6 separate regions of the Mus musculus genome follow, and regions 1, 3, 4, 5 and 6 are each linked to region 2. Evidence: chromatin contacts called from ENCODE Hi-C or POLR2A ChIA-PET data. All regions are on one chromosome and are shown on one strand. The core of a region is the stretch at or near the end of the contact, and the rest is flanking DNA. Distances in the headings are between cores, read along the strand shown. Region 1 holds the start of Slc39a1 (solute carrier family 39 (zinc transporter), member 1). Region 2 holds the start of Ints3 (integrator complex subunit 3). Region 3 holds the start of Gatad2b (GATA zinc finger domain containing 2B). Region 4 holds the start of S100a6 (S100 calcium binding protein A6 (calcyclin)). Region 5 holds the start of S100a2 (S100 calcium binding protein A2). Region 6 holds the start of Rps27 (ribosomal protein S27).

Evidence for each region. Hi-C counts contacts between places; a loop is a spot of excess contacts on that map. ChIA-PET counts read pairs that join two places held with the same protein, here RNA polymerase II (POLR2A).
Region 1: POLR2A ChIA-PET joins it to region 2 with 13 read pairs in Patski. The contact joins the promoter of Slc39a1 here to the promoter of Ints3 in region 2. POLR2A ChIA-PET finds 5 or more read pairs at or near these places in 3 of 5 experiments (Patski and embryonic stem cell).
Region 3: POLR2A ChIA-PET joins it to region 2 with 13 read pairs in Patski. The contact joins the promoter of Gatad2b here to the promoter of Ints3 in region 2. POLR2A ChIA-PET finds 5 or more read pairs at or near these places in 3 of 5 experiments (Patski and embryonic stem cell).
Region 4: POLR2A ChIA-PET joins it to region 2 with 14 read pairs in Patski. The contact joins the promoter of S100a6 here to the promoter of Ints3 in region 2. A Hi-C loop is called at or near these places in 1 of 37 maps with a recorded cell type or tissue (v-Abl transformed pro-B cells). POLR2A ChIA-PET finds 5 or more read pairs at or near these places in 1 of 5 experiments (Patski).
Region 5: POLR2A ChIA-PET joins it to region 2 with 12 read pairs in Patski. The contact joins the promoter of S100a2 here to the promoter of Ints3 in region 2. POLR2A ChIA-PET finds 5 or more read pairs at or near these places in 2 of 5 experiments (Patski and embryonic stem cell).
Region 6: POLR2A ChIA-PET joins it to region 2 with 11 read pairs in Patski. The contact joins the promoter of Rps27 here to the promoter of Ints3 in region 2. POLR2A ChIA-PET finds 5 or more read pairs at or near these places in 2 of 5 experiments (Patski and embryonic stem cell).

The regions. Positions count from the first base shown.
Region 1 is chr3:90,246,374-90,250,415 of GRCm38, reverse strand. Slc39a1 (solute carrier family 39 (zinc transporter), member 1) reads right to left here and starts at 2,224. Exons shown (of 4, transcript NM_013901.2): 1 at 2,157-2,224; 2 at 1,253-1,470; 3 at 960-1,090. The coding sequence starts at 1,439.
Region 2 is chr3:90,431,137-90,435,210 of GRCm38, reverse strand. Ints3 (integrator complex subunit 3) reads left to right here and starts at 1,575. Exons shown (of 30, transcript NM_145540.3): 1 at 1,575-2,407. The coding sequence starts at 2,261.
Region 3 is chr3:90,290,461-90,294,591 of GRCm38, reverse strand. It overlaps Gatad2b (GATA zinc finger domain containing 2B), which reads right to left and starts at 1,411. Exons shown (of 11, transcript NM_139304.3): 1 at 1,168-1,411.
Region 4 is chr3:90,611,628-90,615,842 of GRCm38, reverse strand. It overlaps S100a6 (S100 calcium binding protein A6 (calcyclin)), which reads right to left and starts at 2,949. Exons shown (of 3, transcript NM_011313.2): 1 at 2,617-2,949; 2 at 1,939-2,100; 3 at 1,429-1,652. The coding sequence starts at 2,076. The coding sequence ends at 1,521. S100a5 (S100 calcium binding protein A5) reads right to left here. Exons shown (of 3, transcript NM_011312.2): 3 at 4,063-4,215. The coding sequence ends at 4,189.
Region 5 is chr3:90,587,870-90,592,136 of GRCm38, reverse strand. S100a2 (S100 calcium binding protein A2) reads right to left here and starts at 1,890. Exons shown (of 2, transcript NM_001195760.1): 1 at 1,783-1,890; 2 at 629-835. The coding sequence starts at 1,890. The coding sequence ends at 629. It also overlaps a transcript of S100a3 not described here.
Region 6 is chr3:90,212,234-90,216,490 of GRCm38, reverse strand. It overlaps Rps27 (ribosomal protein S27), which reads left to right and starts at 2,843. Exons shown (of 4, transcript NM_027015.4): 1 at 2,843-2,881; 2 at 3,190-3,298; 3 at 3,447-3,557; 4 at 3,738-3,824. The coding sequence starts at 2,876. The coding sequence ends at 3,766. It also overlaps a transcript of Rab13 not described here.

The DNA.
Region 1 (4,042 bases), core at 975-3,474, 190 kb after region 2:
AGGAGGGCTGGGCAGTGGTGGCTCACGCCTTTAATCCCAGCACTTGAGAGGCAGAGGCAGGCAGATTTCTGAGTTTGAGGCCAGCCTTGTCTACAGAGTGAGTTCCAGGACAGCCAGGGCTACACAGAGAAACCCTGTCTCAAAAAACCAAAAATAAATAAATAAATAAAATTTAGAAAGAAAAATAAGAAAGAGAATGTGGGGTGAGGTAGCACAACCCTGTAATTCAGCATCTGGGAGGCAGAGGCAAGAAGATCACTGCAAAGTTGAGGCAGGTCTACAAAACAAGTGCCAGGCCTACACAGTGAGAACCTGTCTCAAAAAAGAAAAGGAGAAGCCGGGCGTGGTGGCTCACGCCTTTAATCCCAGCACTCGGGAGGCAGAGGCAGGCGGATTTCTGAGTTCGAGGCCAGCCTGGTCTACAAAGTGAGTTCCAGGACAGCCAGGGCTACACAGAGAAACCCTGTCTCGAAAAACCAAAAAAAAAGAAAAAGAGGAGGGAAGGAGACAGAGAATGAAGGAGGGACAAGCAAATAAGTGTATGAAATGTGATTCTTGGAACATTGTTAACTTCCTGGGAATTGCAACCCAGAGTAGTTCACACACCTGATGAGGCTGCTCACATTATATCAAGGAATATAGAGAGGTCACACAGAGTTTAGTATCAGGGAAAGAATGCACAGTAAGAATATCCTGTTGCTGAAATCCATAATTCACAGACTCACATACCAAGGCCTTCCGCAGCCCTGAGGTGACCCCTGAAGAGATCTATATAACCATGTTTGTCTTTTTCTTTTTTGGTTTTTCCAGTCAGGGTTTCTCTGTGTAGCCCTGGTTGTCCTGGAACTTGCTGGCTTCCAACTCACAGGTGGTGTGCCACCACCGCCCAGGTTATAGCTCTGTTTTCTATTAGCTGTTCTATAATATACTCTTGGTCACATGTTGAAGTCAATGCTTACCGTCACATGCAGGGCCTCCAAGGCCTCATCTATGGCAGCCAGGTAGTCAGGCAGCAGGTCCAGAAGACATGTAGCCAAAAAGACTCCTCCTGCGAAGCAGCTGACGAGGCTCAGGGCTTTCTGGCCCGAGGCTAAACAAGAGTGAAGTACAAAAGGGGTTATATATAACCAAATGAATCTCTTCAAAGTCCTTCTACCCCAACAGAAGCCATGACCACTCCTGCTCCCCCCCCCCGCCGCCCCCCCCCCCACCCCAGTCACCTCGCCCAACCTCCGAAGCAGAAAAGACTCACCTGAAGCTTCATGGTTAGCACCTGACCTTCGAAGCACACAGACAGGTACCAGGCTGCAGATGAGTGTCAGCAGCAGCAGCAGCACCAGGGCCCCCAGCTTCACTTCCAGCCCTACTGGCACCGAGGGCTCCGATGCGACTGCTTCTGGGCGCCACACCAGGAGCTCTGGCTCCCCCCAGGGCCCCATGGTGGCTGTGATAACTCGGTGACTCTTGGACCTATACAGAGAAAACTAGCATGGGTGGGAATGGTCACAGGAAAGAAGGGGTCACGGAAAAGGGAAGGCTGGTCAGCGGAATGCACTTCCCCTCAGCCCAGCCACTTTCTGGCCTTTCCCAGCTGAAGTGACTCATCCACGCCAACATCAGGATTGCATTTCCTCCTTCGAATTTCTCTCCCCAAGTTCAGCGAACCATCAAGGAGGAAACTGAGGCACGCGAAGGCCAATATAGATCTCACATTACTCTTTCACCTGGAGCACGCAGAAAATGAGGTGCAGACTCCAGGTAGGACCTGCACCTGGAGCTGGGGTTCCCTAAGGAAGGCAGACCACTCTCTCAGTCTGCTAAGTGCATGTAGCAAAGGGAGGTTGGAGCTGAAGAGAAGTCCCGGATGGCTTCACCGATGATTTGAAACAGGGGAACTTCGGGGCTGGCTGACTCTCTTAACTACCCACTCCCCAGGGCCATTTCCCGGAAATAACAGGTAGTCTCGGCATATAGCCAAAGAGGGGCTTGGGACGAGCTTTGCCCGCACTGGGCGGCGTCTGGAAGTCTCGGAGACCAGGTCGGAGGCCGCCAGCGTCGCAGGAAGCAGAGGAAATGTTAACACGGAGACCCCAGCTCCTAGCCTGGGAGGCCTCAGAAGCTGCCTTTGACCCTGCGACCAGCGAGGCCTCACTCACCTCCCGAGGGTCTCACTCCATTGCTGTCGCTCGGTTCCGGCCTCGCGTCGGGAATTCCCACCCCCTCCCCACCCCTCTCCCCTCCCCCCCGCCGCCTCCGCGTACCCGCACGAGGCTGCCAATGACTGAGCTCAGTGGGAGGAGCCTAGCCTAGAGTGACGTGCGCTGCGAGCAATTAGAGTCTGAAAACTAGAGAAAGCTAGGCTGGCGGCGAGCTGAGACGAAGCCAGAACCGGGAGGGGACTAGCGGGAAGACCCGAGGGCGGTGGGCCCCCTGAGCTGCCATGGACTAGCAGGCCGCTGGGGCCAGCCAGTCAGAAAGAGTTTGATAGAAGTGGGAGCTAGGAACTCTGCGAGCAAGGCCGGTTCTCTATCCTTACTCCAAGTATTTCTTCCTACATTTCTCAGGGTATCTGTCTGGCCTTGGCCCCAGACACTTAACAGCTCAGGCTCTTTTAGTGCCTAACTGGGCCAAAGGGTAATCATTCCCTTTTTGGGACAAATTTCCTTGCCTGGCTTGCCTAGCCAGTCTCTACAGAAAAGACGATGAGAGGGCTGTGGTGGCTCACACCTTTACTCCCAACACTCTGGAGGCAGAGGCAGGTGGATCTTGAGGCCAGCTTAGTCTACAGAGTGACAGTGTTTGAGGACAGCCAAAGCTACAAAGAGAAACCCTGTCTAAGGAAAAAAAAAGTTTTATAAAAAAAAAAGTAGGAAGAATGGATGCATGAAATAAAAGCCATCCTTTCTACAAATTAACTTATGATTAAAAAAACAAAACAAGGTGGGGGGTCTGGGGGACTTTTGGGATAGCATTGGAAATGTAAATGAAGAAAATACCTAATTTTTTAAAATAATTTTTTTAACTTTTTATTAGGTATTTTCCTCATTTACATTTCCAATGCTATCCCAAAAGTTCCCCAGACCCTCCCACCCACTCCCCTACCCACCCACTCCCACTTTTTGGCCCTGGCGTTCCCCTGTACTGGGGCATATAAAGTTTGCAAGTCCAATGGGCCTCTCTTTCCAGTGATGGCCGACTAGGCCATCTTTTGATACATATGCAGCTAGAGTCAAGAGCTCCGGGGTACTGGTTAGTTCATAATGTTGTTCTACCTATAGGGTTGCAGATCCCTTTAACTCCTTGGGTACTTTATCTAGCTCTTCCATTGGGGGCCCAAAAATAAATTTAAAAAATTAAAAAACAAAACAAAAAACGATTTTTCCTAGACTCCTGTGGCTTATTTGATTTCTAAACATGGGCATGTAACCTCAGCACTTGGGAGGCTGAAGCAGGATTGGCCGGAGCCACGGATGGTGGTTTTTGGCAGAATCAGGAAAAGCAAATCCAGTGTTTTCTCCAATAAGAACAAAACATTGTCCTTTCCATGGAGGAAGTGTCCAGTGTCGTCAACCTGCCACCAGGTTGCTGGCTGGTCACCTCAAGGAATGGTGCAGTATCTAGGGCTCAGCGTTGGTCCCTGCTGTTGGCAGATCTGGCGTTCAGCGGCAGCTGTAACCAGGTCACTGCTTATCTATTTCTTTTTGTCTTAGAACTCACACCAGGAGGTAGAAAGAGAGATCCAACTTCCACAAGTTATTCTCTGGCTTCCAAATATGTGTCCAGTAGCACCAAACACACACAAATAAAAATAAATTAACATTTGCTGAGTTCAAGGATCTTTATGAATTTGAGGCCAGTTCTGGCTCAACAATTAGGAGCAGACAGTGCTGTTTGCAGCACTTTGTCCCAGGACCAGCACACATGTCAGGCAGCTCATACTGCTTCTAACTTTAGTTCCATGGGGACCAAATAAATATGGCTTCCTCCTGCCTGTGTACATACCCACACATAAAAGTACACATAATTTAAAACAAATCTTTTA
Region 2 (4,074 bases), core at 326-2,825:
TGGTGGTGCACACATGCAGTCCTAACTCTTGAGAGGATCAGGAAAGTCATCCTTACCTACATAGGAACAAGTGTCTCAAAAAACAATAAATGAATTTTTAAAATTAAAAAAAGCACATGGAAGTTCCCTGGCAGGGCATTTACCTATTTTGAATTCCTGAGTTCAATCATCAGTACCACAAACAAACCCAGTACACTTCAAAAAAAAAAAAAAAATGGAAAGAATATTCAGTATTATACATCTTTTTTCCTTCCTTCTTTTCTTTTTTCTTTTTTTTTTTTTTTTTTTGTTTTTTTGAGACAGGGTTTCTCTGTGTAGCCCTGGCTGTCCTGGAACTCACTTTGTAGACCAGGCTGGCCTCGAACTGAGAAATCCACCTGCCTCTGCCTCCCGAGTGCTGGGATTAAAGGCGTGCACCACCACGCCCGGCCCTTTCTTTTTCTTCTTTCCATCCAATACATGTGTCCCGGTTATATTAAGCTATTGTAATGACTTGTTTGTAGTTCCGAGGCTGAATCAGTCCTTTACCTAGAAGTTATTCAAAGCTTACTCAGGAGGATTGTAGAATGCCAGAAGTGTATTTGGAGATCGGCCAGTCCGGGTCTTATTTTATTTGTAATTAGGATACAGAAGTCCCTGGGAGGCAGAAAGAATGCCACAAAAGTGAGGCCAGCTTGGGTTCAAGAGTGCTTCACTCCCAAAACAGTAGCTATGGAACTTGGAATTCTTCCAAGGACATTGTTAACAATTTACCTGCCCACTGGCCTTGAAAATGGATAGTGCAGGAAAATAGGCCTATATCTACAAATGGGGGACGGAAGGGGAACATGAATTTGATGGGCCAGCTTCCCACGTATTAGGATGGCAGGCATATATTACCACACCCACCTTAGAGCTGTGGACAGCAATAGGCTCATACGCCTAAAAATGAAAAGTTCTGTTGAGAGACGCACGGTAAAAGAACTCTCATACAATCAAGCCCTACTATGATCACAACAAACCACAACTCTCAATGGATTGTGTGTGTGTAAATACAATAGGCTTCAGTGACATTTGTCAGTCCCAGAGTCTCAAAAGACGAGGTCCCATCACTTAGTAAACTGTGTTAAAGCGAGTGCTGGTACGATTCTAACTATTTGGTTTGCACTAGAGAATCAATGCACTTTTTTTGTTTTCAAATTGTTACTAATAATTGCACACCCAAGAGCTCATACAATCGGCCGCGTGTAGCATTTTTAGTTCAGGAAGTAGCTTCAGACCCTGAGGGCGTTTGCTACGCGACTGCGTAGGGGTTGGGACTCGGCAGCTCCTTTTCCTGAATAGACACTTATGGGCTAGGTTTCCATCCTCCCAGCCTACTACCCAAGGACAACGTTCCGAACACCTGTAGGGAGTGGAGCAAGAGGGAAACGTCGCGCATGCGTGTTGGCGCGCGCAGGCGCAGCCCGGCTTTTTCCGGATCGCCCAGCAGTAGCACCCACTCCGTACCTCCCGTCCCGCCTCCAGATGCAGAGGAAGGATGCGATTGGGCACACTTGTTGCCCGTCAGACCAGACTCAATTCTTCTCCCTACAATTGGCAGCCCGGGAAAAGGCCAGTCCGCCGTCGTCGGCTTACTCCTTAGAGACCTGGCGCCACCGCGGAAGCCGCTATTGGCGGACGCCCGGGACCGCGACTGCTCACTTCCGGCGCCGGCGACGACTCTGCCCGCTCGGGCACTCTCAGCCTCCCCCGCCCTTCCACCATGGCCGCCTCTGTGTGGTGTGGGGAGAAGCTGGTCCTCCCATAGCGCTCCTGCTGCATCCTCACCCGCTAGGGGCCGGATTCCAAGGAACCGCGTTTCCCAATCCCGCCGGGAAGGTTTCCCACTCCCAATTCAGGGCCAGGACTCCTTCCCACGCCTCGAGAGGCAGAAACTTAGGGTTTCCCCTCCTTTCAGGATAAGAAGCCAGAGGGTTTCCCCCTCCACTTCTGCAAGGGTGGCAGCCTTGCCTATCTCCCTGCAGGACACAAGACCCTTAGTCTACCATACTTCTGCGCAAAAGCTTTGCCCCAGCCCGGCCACTCCTGAGGGAGCATCTAGAGAACCCGCGCCTTCCCCCTCCGCAGGAGAGGAGGCAAGAGTGCGGAAAGCCAGGCCTGTCGGCCTCCCTCCCACTTGTTCCTCTTGCTCCTCGTCCTTGGCAAGCCAGAGTTCTCCATTTCTAGGACTTAACACCCGTCTACTCCCTTGACCTCTTCTGGTCTCTTGGCTGCAGCCATGGAGTTACAGAAGGGAAAGGGGACCGTAGCAGCTGCTGCATCAGGAGCAGCGGGAGGTGGAGGAGGAGGAGCGGGAGCAGGAGCCCCAGGAGGGGGGAGGCTGCTACTTTCAACCAGTTTGGATGCCAAGGATGAGTTAGAGGAGGTAGGTGTGGGGGGTGGGGAAGGGAGTAAGGAATTGGGTTGAGGAGGGATGCTGGATCGCATATGGGGTGGGGGTGGGGAGAAAAGGCCTTCAAGTTTATTTTATTTATTTATTATTATTATTATTTTTTTTTTGTAAGGCAGAAACATTGCTCTTGCTTCCTGCTTCTGGAGGAAGAAGTGTGGGTCAATTTCCTGGACAGGTTGCCCTAGTAACAGCTGCCGCTATTAAGAAAATGGGTGTGAGGGGTGTTGGTTACAGAAGGGATGTAGCATCAGTACTGACCAAAGTTATTTTCATTTCTTCCCACATACACACCAATAGCTATCTAAAATATCCACCCTATTTGAGAGTGTTAAGTTGAAAAGTATATATGTGTTTACAGGCAGGTGTCTGAGGATTGGCAACTTCCTACAGACTTGGCCCCTCTTCTTAGATGGTATCATTGACTGTGTGTGGATACAGACACTTGTCAGTGATTTTAACCGAGCATTTATAGAGTGAGTGAAGACTTACAAGTAAGTAGTATCTAGTTTGGTAATATCAGTCATAGCAGTGGGGTGAGCCAGTATATAGGGGACTGCTTTCCTTAGTACCAGAGAGTACATACACACACGAAGGAGAGGTACGGGAGGCAGAGGCAAGTGGATCTCTGTGAGTTTGAGGCCAGCCTGGTCTACAAAGAGAGCTCCAGGACAGCCAGGGCTACAGAGAGAAACCCAGCCTCAGAAAACAAAACAAAACAAAACAAAACAAAACAACGACAGGCAGACACAGAACATGAGTGAGGAGGCTTGTCCCTTCCTTTTCTTTGCTTGGTCTCACCCTGTGCTTGACTAACTAGAGATGATCTGTGTAGCCACTTCCACAACTTACACACAGGAAGACGTACTTAGGATGTAGGACAGACGGAGGCATGATTGTTGAACTGTTTGTAAAGCCTAAAGCATTCAGTTCCATGGTTACCCAAGGATAGGGGGAGGAAATGAACAGGCCCTGTCCCCTCACTCACAGGCTGTTTCCCTGACACTATGTCACAGTCCTTTATCACATGCCAGAGTAGGCAGGTAAACTCAGAGTTGAAAAAATGTGAGATTGCCTTGCGTGGTGGTTCCCATCTGTAATCCTAGCACTTGGAAGGTTGAGTCAGGGAGAAAGAGAGAGATAGACTGAGAATATGAATGAGGATGAATGGTGAGTGTGTAGAGAGTTCTAGGCTAGCTGGGGCATCATTAGCTAGATCTTGCCATCAGAAACAAAAGGCAGAAGAAGAAGATACAGTAGATCGCAAGATGATGGCACATACACACAAAAAGAAACTTTATGGGCCTGCACTAGAGGCAGAGGAGTATCTCTGAGTTCAAGGCCAGCCTGGTTTACATAGCAAGCTTTAGGACAGCCAGGACTACAGAGACCCTGTCTCAAAAGAAAGCAGTGAACTTGAACCAAACTGGTCTTATAGCAACTGTGTGGTTTATCTGCCAGCAGACGTCTGGCTGGCTGGAAAGTGAGTTATGTTTTCATTGTATAATTCTATAAGCATTTAGACAAGTTTGCTATTTCTGTTCTTCCTGCTCCTCCTCCTCCTTTTTCTTCTTCTAATCAAGAAGGCATAATTAGAAATGTAAACAGTACTTCTAAGCCAGGCACGGTGGCCCAGGCACAGG
Region 3 (4,131 bases), core at 162-2,661, 140 kb after region 2:
AAAGATGATTTAATTTATATTATTCCCACCTCTGAAGCACACACACAAAAGCCCTTCAAGTAACTACCAGATGAGAACACTGGTTCTCTCCAGAAGAGAACAGGGAAACACTGCTAACTTCAGCATCCACATGCTACCTACCCACCAGTAAAGCCGCCACCTCCATCTCAGGACCAGTCCTTACGAAGGAACATCTTATGCTTAGAGTGAATCTGGTGCTGGGGATGAACTCAAAGAGGGCACCATACCTTTATAGAGCGGGGAAGCTGTCCGGGACAGCGATTAACACCTAAATCTCTTCATTCACAGGAGTAACTAGCTCCTTCAGGTAACTGAGCCCAAGGAGGCAAAAAGTACTCTAAGTCCCGACTTGGTCCGGAAGAGTAAGTTCTAGTTCCATCAACCCTCAAGAAGTGAACTGGGAAACAGATCCAGCGAATCCCAGAAGCCCAGCTGAGAAAATGGGTGGTTTAGTTGCTACACGAGGTAAGTAACCCACGCAAGTCAAGACAATTCCCTTTTCTTACGGAGGGCAAGGGAACGATGGACGACGAAATAAAGGGGTAAGGTTCTGCACTCCTGAGCCTGTCCCCCCCCCCAATAAAGATAATTATCCAGTGCTTCCTCCACCCTTAAGGATCCCCTTTTCGTCCTATCCGCCGTCAAACATAGGACTCAGTGCAGGGAGCGGCCCCCGCACCCCGAGGGCACTACTGGGGGCGGAGAGTTAAAAACACGGAGAGGAGGACGCTCCGGAGAAGAGGGGAGCATGGCGGGCATGAGGTACTGAGTGAAAAGGGGGATGGCGAGGGAAACGGGGAGCGAGGGAGGGGAGAAAGAGTAAAAAGCGAAGACACGAAGGGACACCAGCCGGGTCGCGCGAGGCCTAAGTGAAAGACCAGGGCGCGCGCGCGGGGGGGAGGGGAAGAGGTGAAGGGGAGCGCGAGGCGGGGGCGCGCGGGCCGGGCTGGGGGAGGGGACGCCAGGCGGGGGCGCGCGGGCGGGCGTCGGCTCGCGGGCGCTTCCCCTCCCCCCGCCCTCCACCTTTCCCCTCCCCCACCGCCGCCTTCTCGCAGCCTCGCTCCCTCCGTCGCTCCTCACCGCCCCCGGGCGGGCTGGCGGGCTGGCGGGCTGGCGGCCAGGCTGGCCTAGGCCAGAGCTCCTCACCTGGCAGCGGCGGCGGAACTCCCGACCAGGTCGCTTCCTCAGGCGGCTGTGAAGGCGTCGAAAAAGGAGGCGGCGACGGCACAGTGGGATCCAGACCCCACTGGCGGGTCCGGGAGCGGGGGTGGGGGAGGGGGCGGGCCGGGTCGGGGAGGGCGGGCGGGCGGAGCAGACACTGCGGTACAGACAGGGGCAGCAGCGGCGGCGGCGGCTGCACCGGCGGCGGCGGCACCACACAAACAAGGACGCTGATTGGGCAGCTGCCAAGCGCCTTGACTCCGCCTTAACCACACGCCACGACGGCCATTGGAGGAACTTAGCCGGCTACCCGCCCTCCTCTTCTTGCTCCTACCAATTGAAAGCGGGATACCAAGACTTCACCCCACCCTTGAGGAATGGGTGGCTGGAGAAGTAGTGATTGGCGTTAAGAAAATCCAATCATAAATGGAGAAGGGGGATGGTCTAGCGGGGGCGCGTTAATGGGTACCTCGGCCAGTCCCAGACACATCCGGGTCTTCGACAGCCCATTAAGTGTCGGGGGTCAAAAAATCGCTTCAGGCTGCAGCTTTACCTTGTAGACGTTTTGGTCCCCTGGCAGCCGCCGTACCACCTAGTCTCTTAAAACCGGGATTCTCCTTTGACAGGCTCTCATTCTTTCTCGTCTAAAGATGGAGACCGGGAACGGCGCTGGGCTCTGTGTTTGGGTGGGTGGTGTTTCATCGCGACAGAATCCATGAATTTAAGGACAGGACTAGCTTTAGGAGCTCTGGCCTTGTCTTTCTGGGGTGTGGCCTGCCCCGTTCTGCCCAAGGCCTTGGGACTCGTGTGTTAATTTACTTCTGACCGGTCCTTTCCTGGTTGTACCGTAACAGCACAAAGAAAAAACAAACAATTAGCTAAATGTACTGAATTTATGGTGTATACTCTGGGATCTGGTCTTTTTCTGTTCACAGTGAGGATACAGCTTCCCACCCCACCCTATTGCACTAGCTAAGTCAAGGCCCGGGTTCTTTTGCTAGCCTGGCTATCTCCTACTTCCTCCAAGAGGTTAGACCCGCCTACATTCTACGTTTCTAGAACACCATGAATATTCTTTCTGAGCGCCCTAGAAATGAGAACTAATTATCACAAAAATAAACACATTGAAAGAATAATAACTTTTTGGGGGAACAAGAACAATGAATTCTTACTCTCTGTGAGGCAAGTACTGGCCATCCTATCTTACAGATGAGGACAATAAGGTATCGATTAAAAGACAAAGTTACACATGTGACAGACTTGAGATTTTAACCCATGTGTACTAAGGAACAGGGTCAGATTAAGCAACTTGCCAAAGGTAGACAGCAACTGAGCAATGATTAAAAGTCAGATCTAACTAGTGCCAGAGACAGTAGAGAAGACATTTTTTCAAATCACTATGGAAATAAAATTGTAAGCCTGACATGATGGTGCACAAATGTAACTTCACCACTGGGATGCTGAGGTCACAGGTTAGCCAAGGCTAGATATGAAGATGTTTCAGATTCCTTTAAAGGGGGGCTGAAGAGATGGTTCAATAGTTAAGCACTTGTTGCTCCTCAGAGGACCCAGGTACCTATCTGTAATTCCAGTTCAAGGGCTCCATAGCACCCCTCTGACTTCCCTGAGCACCAGGGGCTCCTACAGTGCATACACATTCATGCAAGGAAAACACAGTTTGTAAATACCTAAAAATTAATTTGTTAAGAGTTGACCTAGAGATGGCACACGCCTTTAATCCCAGCACTCGGGAGGCAGAGGCAGGCAGATTTCTGAGTTTGAGGCAAGCCTGGTCTACAAAGTGAGTTCAGGACAGCCAGGACTATACAGAGAAACCCTGTCTCAAAAAACACACAAACAAAAAAACAAAAAACAAGAGTTGTCCTAGAATACTAGTTAGCATGTTCAAAACCCAATACTGCAAATTATATAAATAAAGTTAATTATGATGGAGAGCTGGACATGACAGTGCATGCCTTTAATCCCAACACTTGGGAGGCAGAGGAAGGTGAATCTCTGAGTTCGAGGCCAGCCTGATCTACAGAGTGAGTTCCAAGTCAGCCAGGGCTACACAGAGAAACCGTCTTGAAAAAAAAAAAAAACCGTCTTGAACTTGTGGCAATCCTCCTGCCTCAGTCTCACAAGTGTTGAGATTACAATACTGAGTCACCAGACCTGGACCATACAATTAGTTTGTATTATAAGGTTAAACAAACAAAAAACCTATTTGTATTCAAGTATTGTGTCCAGATAAATAAATAACATAACCTTGAGTTAAAGTATTTAGGTTTAGATCTTGGCTCTGAACCTAACCAGTTCTATGATTGTTGTACAAGTACAGATTCCTTTTTTTTTTTTAATCTATTCTCTTGTTCACCCAACTGTACAAGGAGAGTGCTGAATATAACTCATAGGCTTATTGTTTGGATTATAAAATAACATACCTTTAATATTCTGGGCCATGCCAAGAACAAGAATATAGTATTCAGGATTGGAGAAACAATGGCTCAGCAGTTAAAAACAAAAAACAAAAAAAAACATTGCTTGTCCTTCTAGAAGACCAAGTAGCACCCATGGGGTGGCTTCTGTAATCCAGGGATTTGATGCCCTCTTCTGGCCTCCTCCACAGGCACCAGGCACACAAGTGGTAAACAGACACACATGCAGGCAAAACATCTATACACACAAAATACACTTTTATAAAAATATAGCATTTGATATATACACTCAAGAACTATAAGAATTTTCCTAATGTTCCAATGATTTCACGATTTTAGCTCCAAATTCAGCTTGTTTATATTTTAACTCCATCATCTTCAGCTTTTGCTGACTCTCTTGAGTCACTGAACAAAGGATAAAGCACCTAGTGTAGATCTAAGGTTTACTGTTACAGAAGTCCTACAGTACACTCAACCAGGCACGTACTCTGTGATGTGAGTGCTGGGATTA
Region 4 (4,215 bases), core at 1,700-4,199, 180 kb before region 2:
AAACGATGGCTCGACTCTTACATTCCCTGAATAGCTAATTCCAACCCCCTCTCACAGCCCAGACCTCTTAAGCTTTGGCTCCCATCCACGGTGCCGCTGGTGCTCCTTCCACAAGGCTCAGAAAATTAACTGACTTTCTTCCTATGCCCACCTGCCAGGCTCCTCCCCCCACCCCCCACTCCTTCTTGACACGCCCCACCACCACCACCAACCGCAGCCTCCCTACCAGTAACCTGCTCTCTGTCCACAAGAGGGCGATCCCTCCACACCCCAAAGTATCAACAACTGGGTGTGGTGTACTTTTCCAGAGCCACTGAATAGAGCCTATACTGAACAGCATGGAATGGGGGTGGCCCACCCGGGGACCCTCTGGCTGTCCAACAACGTGGTAAGACCAGGACACTGCTGGAGAAGAAAGGTTTTTAAGAAATACAGCTGTTGCTGTTTATTTGCCCCACCCAGAGCATGGGAAGACCATTTAACGTCTTAAGTGGATTGGAGAAGGGGTGGGTAGTAAGAAGTGAAAACAGCTATGGTCTCCACATGAAGTCCAGATCTTTGCCCTTCGGGGCTTGGCCAGGATGTTGTCCAACTTGGGTTAGGCCTTCCCTGGAGGAATAGCAACAAATGCTGTCTCCATGACACCCAGACACATCACACACAGCTTCCCCCACACCTATGATTTAACTGTACACAATAGACAGTTACTCCGTTGGCCATCTACTCTGATAGGGATTGAGGGTTCAACTACGTTCCAGGGAAGTAGCCCCATGAGTCATTCTGCAGGGACAGGCTGGGTCAATATTGACAGAAAGGCCTGATGCCGCATCTGGCATGTCTCGGGACCCCAGCCCTGCCCTGTTTGCGAGCACCTCGTGAGTCACATGTGCGTGGAGCTGCCAGCTCCTTAGCTCAACAAAAAGGACCCCATACCTGACACTAGGGACCGTCTCCTACAGTCTCCTCCACCTCCAACTGGAACACAGGCAGCTACGGAAAACTCAGTCATCCTGTGTCCCTCCCTGCTCACCTCAGATGTGCCTCTCCCCACGCCTCCCTCATATAACACACAAACACACAGTGAAAAGGTGGATTGCCCAACGTCAGGGCCCACCTAGTACTCCCTGTTTCACCACACCCAGACCAAAGTGTGTCTGCCAGGAGACTGCTGGGACTACTGCAGACCTGCCTCTAAAGGCCACTTTCTCCTGAAGGTCACTTGATTGAGCCTTTGTTTAGAGTGGCTTTGCCTAGAGGGGCCTCCTCTTCTAATACCCATAAAGATTCCTGGTCAGCTGGCAGACCTGGCCTGGTGGGCCAATGAGCTACTACTCCCAGAGTTTAACTGTGACTAAGACCACTGGATGGTGGGTCCAGCAGCAAGGCAGGAAGCAACTGGAAATCAGTGGGAAGCCAGAACACATGAGTAGGCATAACAAAAACGAAATATTTATTGTATAACTACCCACCACTGGATTTGACCGAGAGAGGCCCCCGGAAGTCATCTCAACGGTCCCATTTTATTTCAGAGCTTCATTGTAGATCAAAGCCAAGGCCCCCAGGAAGGCGACATACTCCTGGAAGTTTACTTCCTGATCCTTGTTACGGTCCAGATCATCCATCAGCCTTGCAATTTCAGCATCCTGCAGCTTCTAATACATTAAGAAGGAGAAGTCCACACTCAGTGGTGGCCAACACCCTAGATTCCTTACCCCTTCCCTGGAAGTCCTCTCTCAAACAAGTGCTCGTTGGGACCAAAGATGGGCCTTCAGCTTGGGTTTACCTTGATTTACTCTCCTCAGCCCCTGCTCCTCCCTCAGGGGACAGGGCAGCATGGAGGCATACGAGCATCCCTCCACAGGAAGTAAGATCAGGAACTGTGATTAAATGCCACTCAGATGAGAGGCAGGAGGGGGAACCGGGACAGGGGCTACTCACGGAGCCAATGGTGAGCTCCTTCTGGATCAACTCCTTCAGCTCCTTCTTGCTCAGGGTGTGCTTGTCACCTTCCTTGCCAGAGTACTTGTGGAAGATGGCCACGAGAAGGCCAATGGCCTGATCCAGAGGGCATGCCATGACTGATCACTGGGCTAGAAGAAGCTGTTTGACAGAGGGGCTAGTCAGTGCTGCTGATAGCAGAGAGTTCTCTCACCACCCCCCTGCCTGAGGCAGTCAGTCTCAAGCCAACACAGGTGGCAGCCGGGGCAACTTAGGTGAGGGATATAAGAATGGAAGGGGCTTTGGGATCTGTGAGCACTGTCCTCCAGGGCTTCCAAGAGAACTAGGGCATATGACTGAGCAAGGAAGAGAATGGAGAGTGCCCCTGGGCACCTCCTGACATAGCCACACACTGGGACGATGACACACCCAGGGCAAACCCTCCTGCACCCCAGAAGAGCAGACTCAGGTTGCCGCCCCATAGGGATGCATTAGCCTCTGGGTTTGCCTGATACAACCCACCTAATCATGGCTCTCCCTGCCTCCCTGGGCTCCGAAAACTTGGATCCCAATGCATTCCACCCACTGAGCCTGCAGAGGCTGACGGGGGAAGGAAGTGGCTTAACCCCTTGCCCAGGAGCAGAAAGACCCTAGAGGGACCCCCCAGCGAGAGCTCACCGCACGGTCGACAGCGAAGCGCCAAAGGAGTGGTCGAGGGGATGGAATGTGTCGCAGTCTGGCCGGCCTTATAGTGGCCAGCATCCGTGAGGTCCGCCCAGGGAGTGCTGGCACGCCCCGACCCCACCCAGCGCCTGAGGCAAGGCAAACGAACATCCCAGCCCCCTCAACTTTCCACGCCCCTGTTGCCTGGACTGTCCAGGATTAGGAGCGGAATGAGGGAGTTTAGCGGGCCCTAACGGGCCCAAAGGAGACCAGTGCAAGCCAGAGGCATCAAGTTTTCTCTAATTCCGTGTTTAGTTTTCCCTTCTGGCACGTGACTCGAAACTCTGGCTTGTGTGCTGAACCTTCTGCCAGCCCGAGAGCAGTGTCCTTAAAGTTAGCATCAGTGTGAGGGGGACTGGGAACCACACTGATGCTGTTGCCCTCTAGTGGCAAGGTCCCCAAGTGAGGGAGGGGAAGCAGTCTGTCTACCACATCCTCTAAGAAATGGTTCTCACTCAACCTGACTAATGCTGCGGCCCTTTAATACTGTTCTTCAAGTTGTGGTGGTCCCCCAATCATAAAGTTATTCTCGTTTCTACTTCATAGCTATAATTTTGCTACTGTTATGAATCTTAATGTGTATATCTGTGTTTTCAGATGGTCTTAGGCAATTCCTGTGAAAGGGGTCTCAACCCACAGGTTGAGAACCACTGGTCTAAATCTTGATATATAGCTAAAGACGTTGATCCCAAAAGGTAGAATTTTGAGCCTTGTATCAAAGGGGGCATGGGGAAAGAACACAGTCTAAAAGATTTTAAACAGCATCCCCCACCAACCATAAATTTCTAGCAACATCACTCGCCTCCTCCCACTCACTGCCTGGATTTTCATCCTTAGAGCAGCTTATGCATGAATGTGCACATAGTAGAGCCAAGCCCAGCGAGCATTCTCAGTTACTCATCTCAAGTGAAAAGTTTTGAACATTTTCTCCTGGGGTGGGGGGGGGTAATGGGGAGGAGTCTTGAGAAGAGGAAGTTGGTAGGGTGTGGGGAGGGATTAGCATCCTGAAGTCACTCTTCAGTGAGTAATGGGAGGGGTGTTCCTGGAAGGGAGAGGAGAAGGGCTCCTGGGGTGGTCTCCTGCGGGCTATCCCCAAGTCAGACCTGCGGGACCATCACTGCTGGGCCACAGCCCATCCCTCTGGCCTCCTAGCTCTCACGGCCTTTTCTCTTGTTTTCTCTGCATCTTTGCTGTCTGGGCAGCTTTGTTATTTTACAGGAGTGCAGAACAAAGTCAGGACACCTCCAACAATGTCCATGATGAAGGACTGCCAGTGAAGAGGGATGAGAGCCCAGCTCCTGCTATCCACAGACCACCTGTGTGTGGCCCAAGGCTTAGTGGTCCAAAATGTCTGTTCTCCCCTGCCTCAGCCAAGACACAAACCACCTTAAAACCAGTGCGTGTAATGGATAAGGCTTTATTTCTCTGCTGGAAGGATCCATCTGGGAGAAAGAGAAGGGCAGGGGCCATAGGAGGGGCAGTTAAAGAGGCTGCAGAGGTCAGGATCAGGAGCTGCCAGTGTCCTGGTCATTTGTTGTCCTCTAGGAAGAAGTC
Region 5 (4,267 bases), core at 641-3,140, 160 kb before region 2:
CTTGTCTTGTCTTGTCTTGTCTTGTCTTGTCTTGTCTTGTCTTGTTTTGTTTTGTTTTGAGTCAGGGTATCTCTGTGTAACAGCCCTGGCTGTTCTAGAGTTTGCTTTATATACCACACTGGCCTTGAACTCACAGCGATCCACCTGCTTCTGCCACCCTAGTGCTGGGATTAAAAATCTGCACTGCCACACCCAGCTCCCAATCTTCCTTTTTAAAATACCTTTCTTAACCAAATAAAATGTTACCAGCCTACCTCAATTCCCAAAATTTCATTCATGTGAAATCCCAAAGAGTAGAACCTTTGAGGCCAAGCAGTAGTGGCACACGCCTTTAATCCCAGCACTTGGGAGGCAGAGGCAGGCGGATTTCTGAGTTCAAGGCCAGCCTGGTCTACAGAGTACTTTCCAGGACAGCCAGGGCTACATAGAGAAACCCTGCCTCCAAAAACCTAAAAAAAAAAAAAAAAAAAAGAGTAGAACCTTTGGCCTCAGAAAGTTGGGGTACAGTACGGAAGGTGTTAGAAACCAGGATCTCCTCTGTTCCCAGGCCTTTAACTGACCCAGTCAAGGCACAAGGCATCACTGAGCCATTATAATACTCTCCACCAGCAAACTAACAAAAGTTTATTTAATACAAACTTAAAAAGATAGAGAGTTGTTTCAACCAAGAGATCCACGGCAGGTAGTGGAGCGCTGGGGACCCCTCAAGGAAGTTATTAAACCAGATAGCAGAATCCACCAGAACCAGGGCATACATCCGGAAGTCCACCTGCTGGTCACTGTCCTTATCGAGGTTGTTCATTTCCTTCTTCACCTTCTCATCATCTACGTTATCCTGAAGGTGACAGGGACAGGAGTCATCACGGAGTGGGGCACTGCCCAACCCACCTCCAACACCTTCCCTGACATCAGCGTGCAGCTTTTATTTCCAAGATGGGCAGCCAGGTCTACCGTGGGCGGGAAACCCTTGTGAGGTACCAAGAAGGTCAGTAAGGAAGGACAGATAGACTTATGATGTAAGTGTCTCCAATAGGCCTACTGGAGTGTGTGTGCGTGTGTGTGTGGGGGGGGGGGGGTTCCTGGGTATTCCTCAGAGTATGAAGAAACTAATCTTTGCTAGGCCCCAGCTTCATCTTGATAATGAGAAAATCAGAGCTTCACTGCCCTCCCTACCCCCCATCAGTAGGATGAATTCAAACAAGACAAACCTTTCCATACCAGCCAAAACAATGAAAAAGAATTAACCCAAAATGAAGAAGGGGGGGGGCAAGACCTGCCTCATACATTAAGTTCTGAGACCTAGCTCTATAATTACCCATTAGTCTGTACAGGGCAGGAGACAAATTGAGAGGTCACAGCGCTTCTCTGGCAAATGCCCCAGGGTGTATGTCTTGGCTAGAATCCACTCTCTCTATATACATTCTTGGTTTGGCATATAAATGTGTAAAATAAAAAGAGAAATTAATGCCCACCAATAATGTCCTTGTGTGACCCATGGCCAGCTGCTACCTTTCTCTGAGTTTGGGACCATTCAACTAGCCAATTACAGGATTAGACAGATAGACTCTGGAGCCCCCAATAGCATTGTGCTCAAGAATGCTGAAGCCATCAATAGCCCTTTCACATATAGACCTAATGGGCACCCCAGGGACTGTGAAATGAGGGCTGATGGGAAATCCTCAGTGCCACCCTGGCACTGGCACTAGCAGGCACCTTGGAAATGAAAGCAGGAACAGACTTGCCCTACCTAGCCCAGGCTCCCCTCCTGGCCTGCCTCACTACCCCCACATAGCTCAGCAGCTCCTTACGCAAAAGCTCCTTTATCTCCCCTTTGTTGTGTTTGAGCCTCTCGTCCTCTTGACTGGCGTACTTGTGGAAGGTATAGACCATCACATCCACAACCTATTGCAGGTCACTAGACGCCTTAAGTCCAGTCTCCAAGGCCTGCTTCTGTGTCACCAAGCCCCTCCAGGAATGACAAGTCACCGCCTGCCTGCATTCTGCCCTGCAAGTATGGCTGTCTAAGGACGAGGGTCCACACTTCCACTTTACACTGTAACCAGACGTTAAACTTTCCTGTGCTGTGCGAGTCATCTAGAGCAGAACCTTGTGTCCTGAAGACCTATCTCTGAAGGTAGATCTTCCAGCCTGAGTGTCCAATGGGAGATGAGGAGAGGCATGAGAAGGGGAGGGGTTGCAGGATATCTAGAGTCTCAGTTGGATTCCTATCTGTGCCAGGAATGCAGAGCACAGATGTGTCCATGGGCTCCCAGAATCACCTGGCAATAATCATCAGAACAGCCCAGGAGTATAAGACTCCATGACGGGATCAAACCGTTCACAAACTCTAGGTCAGAGTCTCTGCCATCTTAAGCTCCCGTAAGCAAGAGTGCTTCCTTCTTCATACCAGGGACGCTCGTAGAGTGACAGGTGTGCCTGCTACCAGGCTGAGCTTTAGCTGTGTGCACAGTGCTGGTTCTTTGCAGTCAGGGCCTAGGCAGGATGTAAGTGACTCAACATCCTCTCCAACAGGAAGGATTCGGCTGAAGTTAGAACTGAAGAAATTAAATGGCCAGTGTCTTGTGGTCAGGCTAGAAGCTGAAGAGATACGGTCAGAAGTCAGGGGTCACCTCTTCCAAATTCCTCTAAGAATATTGAGTGGGTTCCAGAGTAAGGCCAGAGGAGGCAGTGTTGGAGTCAGGAAAGCCTCCAGCCTGCGCTGCCAGCCCTGCTCTGCTAGTCCCACCCTCATCTACTTAGAAAAGCACAGGAGGTAGCCTTGGGCATGGCTCTGCCACTACAGACAGGACTAGGGACCCAGGCAGGGCTAAGCACTGAGAGCCTGTCTCTCTGCCTTCTTAGTCCTAAAAGAATCCGAGACGTTGCAAAAGCAAGAACAACTCAGTATTGATTGTGACATGTCACTGTACAACCTAGTGTGACCTTGACCTCATGACTTTACTGCCTCAGTCTCCTGAGAGTGGGATTACCGGCCGGCTCCATTGTATCTGCCTCAAATTGGGGATTCTTATAGTTTTTTAATATTTTTTTATTTTTTTTAAGATTTATTTATTTATTATATGTAAGTACACTGTAGCTGTCTTCAGACACCCCAGAAGAAGGCATCAGATCTCATTACAGGTGATTGTGAGCCACCATGTGGTTACTGGAATTTGAACTCAGGACTTTCGGAGGGCAGTCAGTGCTTTTACCCGCTGAGCCATCTCACCAACCCCAGGATTCTTATAAAAACACCGCTCACATATCCATGACCTATTCCTAGGCCTAACCACCCCCCCCCAAAAAAAGTTCCCTAAATAGTCATATCTAAACTGAGAGACACAGAGACCTCAGACACAGAGACTGGAGAACAAGCAACAGAGTAAGCCCCTAAGCCCTCAAAGGAGAATGTGGGAAAGACCCTTCCACCTGAATCTTCACTGAGAGGATCCCTTCAAATGAGAGATCCCACCAGCAAGTCAAAGAAAATCTACAAGGACCAGGATCAAGATGGAACGAAGATAGAAACCCAAGTCCTCTACAGGACAGAGGTACTCACCAGATCAGATAGCAGAGAGACCCAGGAGGAATTAAAATGGTCAAGACACCCAGGGTAGAGATTTATATGCCAGCCCAACTGACCTCCAATTTGTCATTTTGGAGAAACAGAACTTGTCCTAACCTGTTCTTGGCAAAATCTGGCCTCCTTCCACCCCATATATTCCCTCCCAGGTAGCACTGGTCTCAGCACCAGCTGGAGGAACCTCCAGGCCCAACCAAGAGCATACCTGAGCTCATCTAGGCCCCAGCAAGAAAACAGAGGTGTGGTGGGAATGGGGAGTGTACTGGCTAGTTGTGTGTGTCAACTTAACACAAACTGGAGTTATCACAGAGAAAGGAGACTCCCTTGAGGAAATGCCTCTATGAGATCTAGCTGTAAGGCATTTTCTCACTTGGTGATCAAGGTAGAAGGGCCCATTGTGAGTGGTGCCATCACTAGGCTGGTAGTTCTGGGTTCTATTAGAAAGCAAGCTGAGCAAGCCAGGGGAAGCAAGAGAGTAAGCAACACTCCTCCATGGCCTCTGCATCAGCTCCTGCCTCCAAGTTCCTCTGGTGATGAACAGCGATGTGGGAGTGCAAGCTGTTTTGTGCAGGAGTACAAACCCTGACTAAGATAGGGAGCCTGGTCAGGGATGAGAGGAGACAGCTCCTATTCTGGAGCCTAGACACTCATTCCAAGCCTGGTTTTCATGTTATGCCTGTGAGT
Region 6 (4,257 bases), core at 1,594-4,093, 220 kb after region 2:
AAACCCTGTCTCGAAGAAAAAAAAAAAAAAAAAAAAAAGAATAAGCAACCAGCCCTTTGACTGATATTAGTAGTTGATGGGTCTCTGGAGAGTAGATGTTATTGTCTTTAGTGGTCAGCCACCAGTGAGTTACCTGAGTCTAATGGACAGCTTTACCACCATGCCCCTGGTGGCAGCTGTGGTTAAACTCAGGGCATCAAAAAAACAAAACCAAAAGACAGGATGGGAAAGGAAGGAGTTCTGAGGAGCATTGTGGAGAGACAGTGGTGTGGTGTGACCAGAGTGTATTATATACATATATGAAAATGACTTTTAAAAAGAAAAGCTGGGGGCTAGAGAAATGGCTCAATGGTGAAGAGCACTGGCTGCTCTTCCAGAGGTCCTGAGTTCAATTCCCAGCAATCACATGGTAGCTCACAGCCATCTGTAATGAGATGATGCCCTCTTCTGGCGTGTAGTTGTACATACAGATGGAGCATTCATATACATAAAATAAATAAATCTTTAAAAAAAAAAGAGGAAAAAAAAAAAAGCTGGGCACAGTGGTGTGCACCTTGGATTCCAGCTCTCAGGAGACCAAGGCAGGTGGATTTCTGTGAGTTTGAGGCTAGCCTAGTCTACACAGTGAGGTCCAGGATAGCCAAGGCTCTGTAGAGAGAGACCCTAACTTCAAGCAAAAAAGCAAAATTAACCAACCAAAAACAAAAGGTGGGGGTGCATGCAGGGAGAAGTTGGTAGCATGGCTCAGTGAGTGTAAAAAGGCATTTGCCACCAAGCCTAATGCCCTGAATTGAATACTCAGGACATAAGGAAAACAAACGACTAAGAGCTCAGGATGAAGCTCAGTGTACCTACTGTAGAGGTTTTCGTGACCACCTGTGGGGCGTCAAATGACCTTTTACAGGGGTCATGGAAGACCATTGGAAAACACGGATTCTTACAATTTACAACAGTAATAAAATTACAGTTATGAAGTAGCAACAGAAATAATTTTATGGTTGGGGCAACCACAATATGGAGGAACTGTATTAAAGCAAAAGGAAGATTGAGAACCACTAGGGTAGATGACTGCCTGTCCTGGAATTCTCTCTGTAGACCAGGGAGGCTTCAAATTCACCGATCTGCCTTGCCTCCTAAGTTATGGGATTAAAGGAGTGCACCACTACTGCCAGAGGCCAAGACCCTTTCTTCAAAACAAACAAAAAAGCTTGGTGGTACAGGCATACTAGAGTCAGCACTCGGGAGGCAGAGGCAGGCGGATCTCTGATTTCAAGGCCAGACTGGTCTACAGAGTGAGCTCCAGGACAGCCAAGGCTACACAGAGAAACCCTGTCCCTGCCTCCCCCCTCATCCCCTGCATTTTCATACTTCTGCTCACATGATAAATTGCAGATGTACAAGTATTATAAGAAATTATTTTCAGTCTAGGAAAAGGAATGAATTTCTTTCTTTCTTTTTTTTTTTTTTTTTTTTTTTTTGAGACAGGGTTTCTCTGTGTAGCCCTGGCTGTCCCGGAACTCGCTTTGTAGACCAGGCTGGTCTTGAACTCAGAAATCCGCCTGCCTCTGCCTCCCAGGTGCTGGGATTAAAGGCGTGCACCACCACACCTGGCCATGAATTTCATTTTTAAACCTAGAATCTATTTCCCAAGATATCTCTGCCATGTATATTGCCAAAATCCAAAATCAACATGCATTCATTTAAGCATGGACTATTTATTTATTATTTTATTTATAGACACTTGAATTCAGAGATCCACCTGCCTCTGTGTTGAGCAGCAAACACACAAATTTGTACAATGTGGTAATGGTTACAGCAGCTCCATAGTTAAATAACATACTTTTTGTTTTGATTTGGTTTTTAGAGACATCTCTTGTAGTTCTGGCTGTCCTACAACTTGCTAGATCAGGCTGGCCAGAACTCAGTCTCTTCCATGCTTTGCCAGAATGCAGTGATAAAGGTGTGACCAACCTCGTCTGGCCTTTAATTAGCACTTTAAAAGCAATGCACGTGTCAAGTGGTGTAAGGATATTTGATTTTATTCCTCAAAGGTAAAGAATTGTAAGAATACAAAGTCGGGCTCTATCTTTAGCACTGGAAAACAGCAGCAACAACAAAACAATAAAGGTAAACAATAGGGTTAGCTGCAGTGGAGCAAATATGAACAGGATTTGATTTTGTTGTTTTTTCAGACAGGGTCTCCTGTAGTCCACTCAGACCTCAAACTTGCTAGGAAGCCCAGTGCCTAGAATGATTTTGAACTCCTCGTCCTCCCGCTTCATCCTCTGAAGTTCTGAGATTCCAGCCTTGAGCCACTGACAGCACCACTGCGCCCTGCCCAGTTTACGCTTTGCACATTCTTAGCACGCACTCTACCTACCAGCGTAGTACACCCCCAGCTTCAAGCAGGTATCTCATTTTTTAAAAAAAAAAACCTATTTACGTCTAGAATTATTAATCAGCGTAAATCAAACCAACTGGAAAATGGTAAAGACTATCAATAACTAAAAATGTCATGGATAAAAGCTTCTCGCTGGTGTTCACCTGTGATGTTCCCATCACACTCCAGCTGTCAAAGCGTAGTCGGAAACTACGTGAGAAAAAAGTATCCATTTTTCTCGCCACAGCAGCTAAATTCTGAACTCAAAATAGAAGCTAACTCTCTCACCATGGCTACGCGCCCGCGACGCGAGGAGCCTTTACGGACCTTCTACAAATGGCAGTCAACGGGCATTCCGTTGCATTCGAACAGAGTAGAAGACCTTCCGAAGATGGCGAAGCAACACGGCTCGTCACTTCCTGTCCCATATCAGATATAAGGAACAGGATTTCCGCTTTCGCTCCTTTCCGGCGGTGACGACCTCCCTACGAGAACATGCCTGTGAGTTCCTTGGTCCAGGTTTCGACAGAGAACTCGCTCTTGGGTCCGCACGGTCCTCTTGCGCTAATTGCGGGTCCTACAGGGTCCACATGTGCGCTCTGCGTCTCTTAGGACAGTAACCAGAGCCGCGGCGGCCCACGGGTCAGCCGCGTAGACGGGAGCGGAGAGGAGATAAGATGGCGGCCCAGCTACGCAGACACCAGGGGCGGCGAGGGGCGAGTTCTCCTCGGTGTGTGCCAGTGGGGGCTCTTTCCCATCATCTCTTTCCTCCATTACCTTCTAAGTCTTTGCATTTCTGCCCCTTTTAGCTCGCAAAGGATCTCCTTCATCCCTCTCCAGAAGAGGAGAAGAGGAAACACAAGAAAAAGCGCCTGGTGCAGAGCCCCAATTCCTACTTTATGGACGTGAAATGCCCAGGTAAGGAAGTGGTTTTCAGCTGTGCGGGAAAACTAAACTGTACTAATGGTTGTAACTTAATTTTTGATTTTATTACGAGTTCAGAAGTGGTAACTTGGAGAGGAATAAAAGAAGTTAACATTTTTCTTCTCTTTTTTTTTCTTCCCAGGATGCTATAAAATCACCACGGTCTTTAGCCATGCACAAACGGTAGTCTTGTGTGTTGGCTGCTCCACTGTCCTCTGTCAGCCTACAGGTGGAAAAGCAAGGCTGACAGAAGGTGAGTGGTCTCAGTGTTGGGGTTTTGTTTGGCTTTGGGGTCCTAAGGTGAAAGGCTGAGTAGAATGCAAGGCTTCCGGCTGGTAAAGCCAGCTGCACTCCTGTTAGGAAGGTTTAGCACTCTGCAGATGAGGCAGGGTCAGTGGCAGGCAGAAGTAACGTTTGCATCTTTTTCTTCCAGGATGCTCCTTCAGGAGGAAGCAGCACTGAAAGCCCCTGATTGAAGATGAGTGGGAACCTTCCCAATAAACACGTTTTGGATATATAATGTTTGTCTTGTTTAACTGGTAGCAAGTGGTGCCTCACATATCCCAGGGCAAACAGAAGAGTGGTCCCTTTGGGGTCAAGTAAGTGGCCAAACACCTAGAGTCCATTGGGGGCATTTTTATCTAGATTCACTGTATAAATCTTAGACCATGGTTTAAAACTGGTGATAGTGTATAATTGGGCTTACTCTTCTATGTCTTTTTGGTAGTAACTTTTAGCAATGGTTATTGGAAACATTGTGTCATACAAAGGTGTGTGACAGTGGGGACTGTCTTTATTTAGGGATAATGGTACCCAGGCTGCTTTAATCCCAGTGCCTGAGAAGCAGAGGGTTACTGTTTTTCTGTGTGTTGTTGAGATGGCCTTAGGTAGCTTCAAGTGTATGTGACAGGATACCTGTCAAGTGATGGCATTGTAGGTGTGTACTGCTGTTG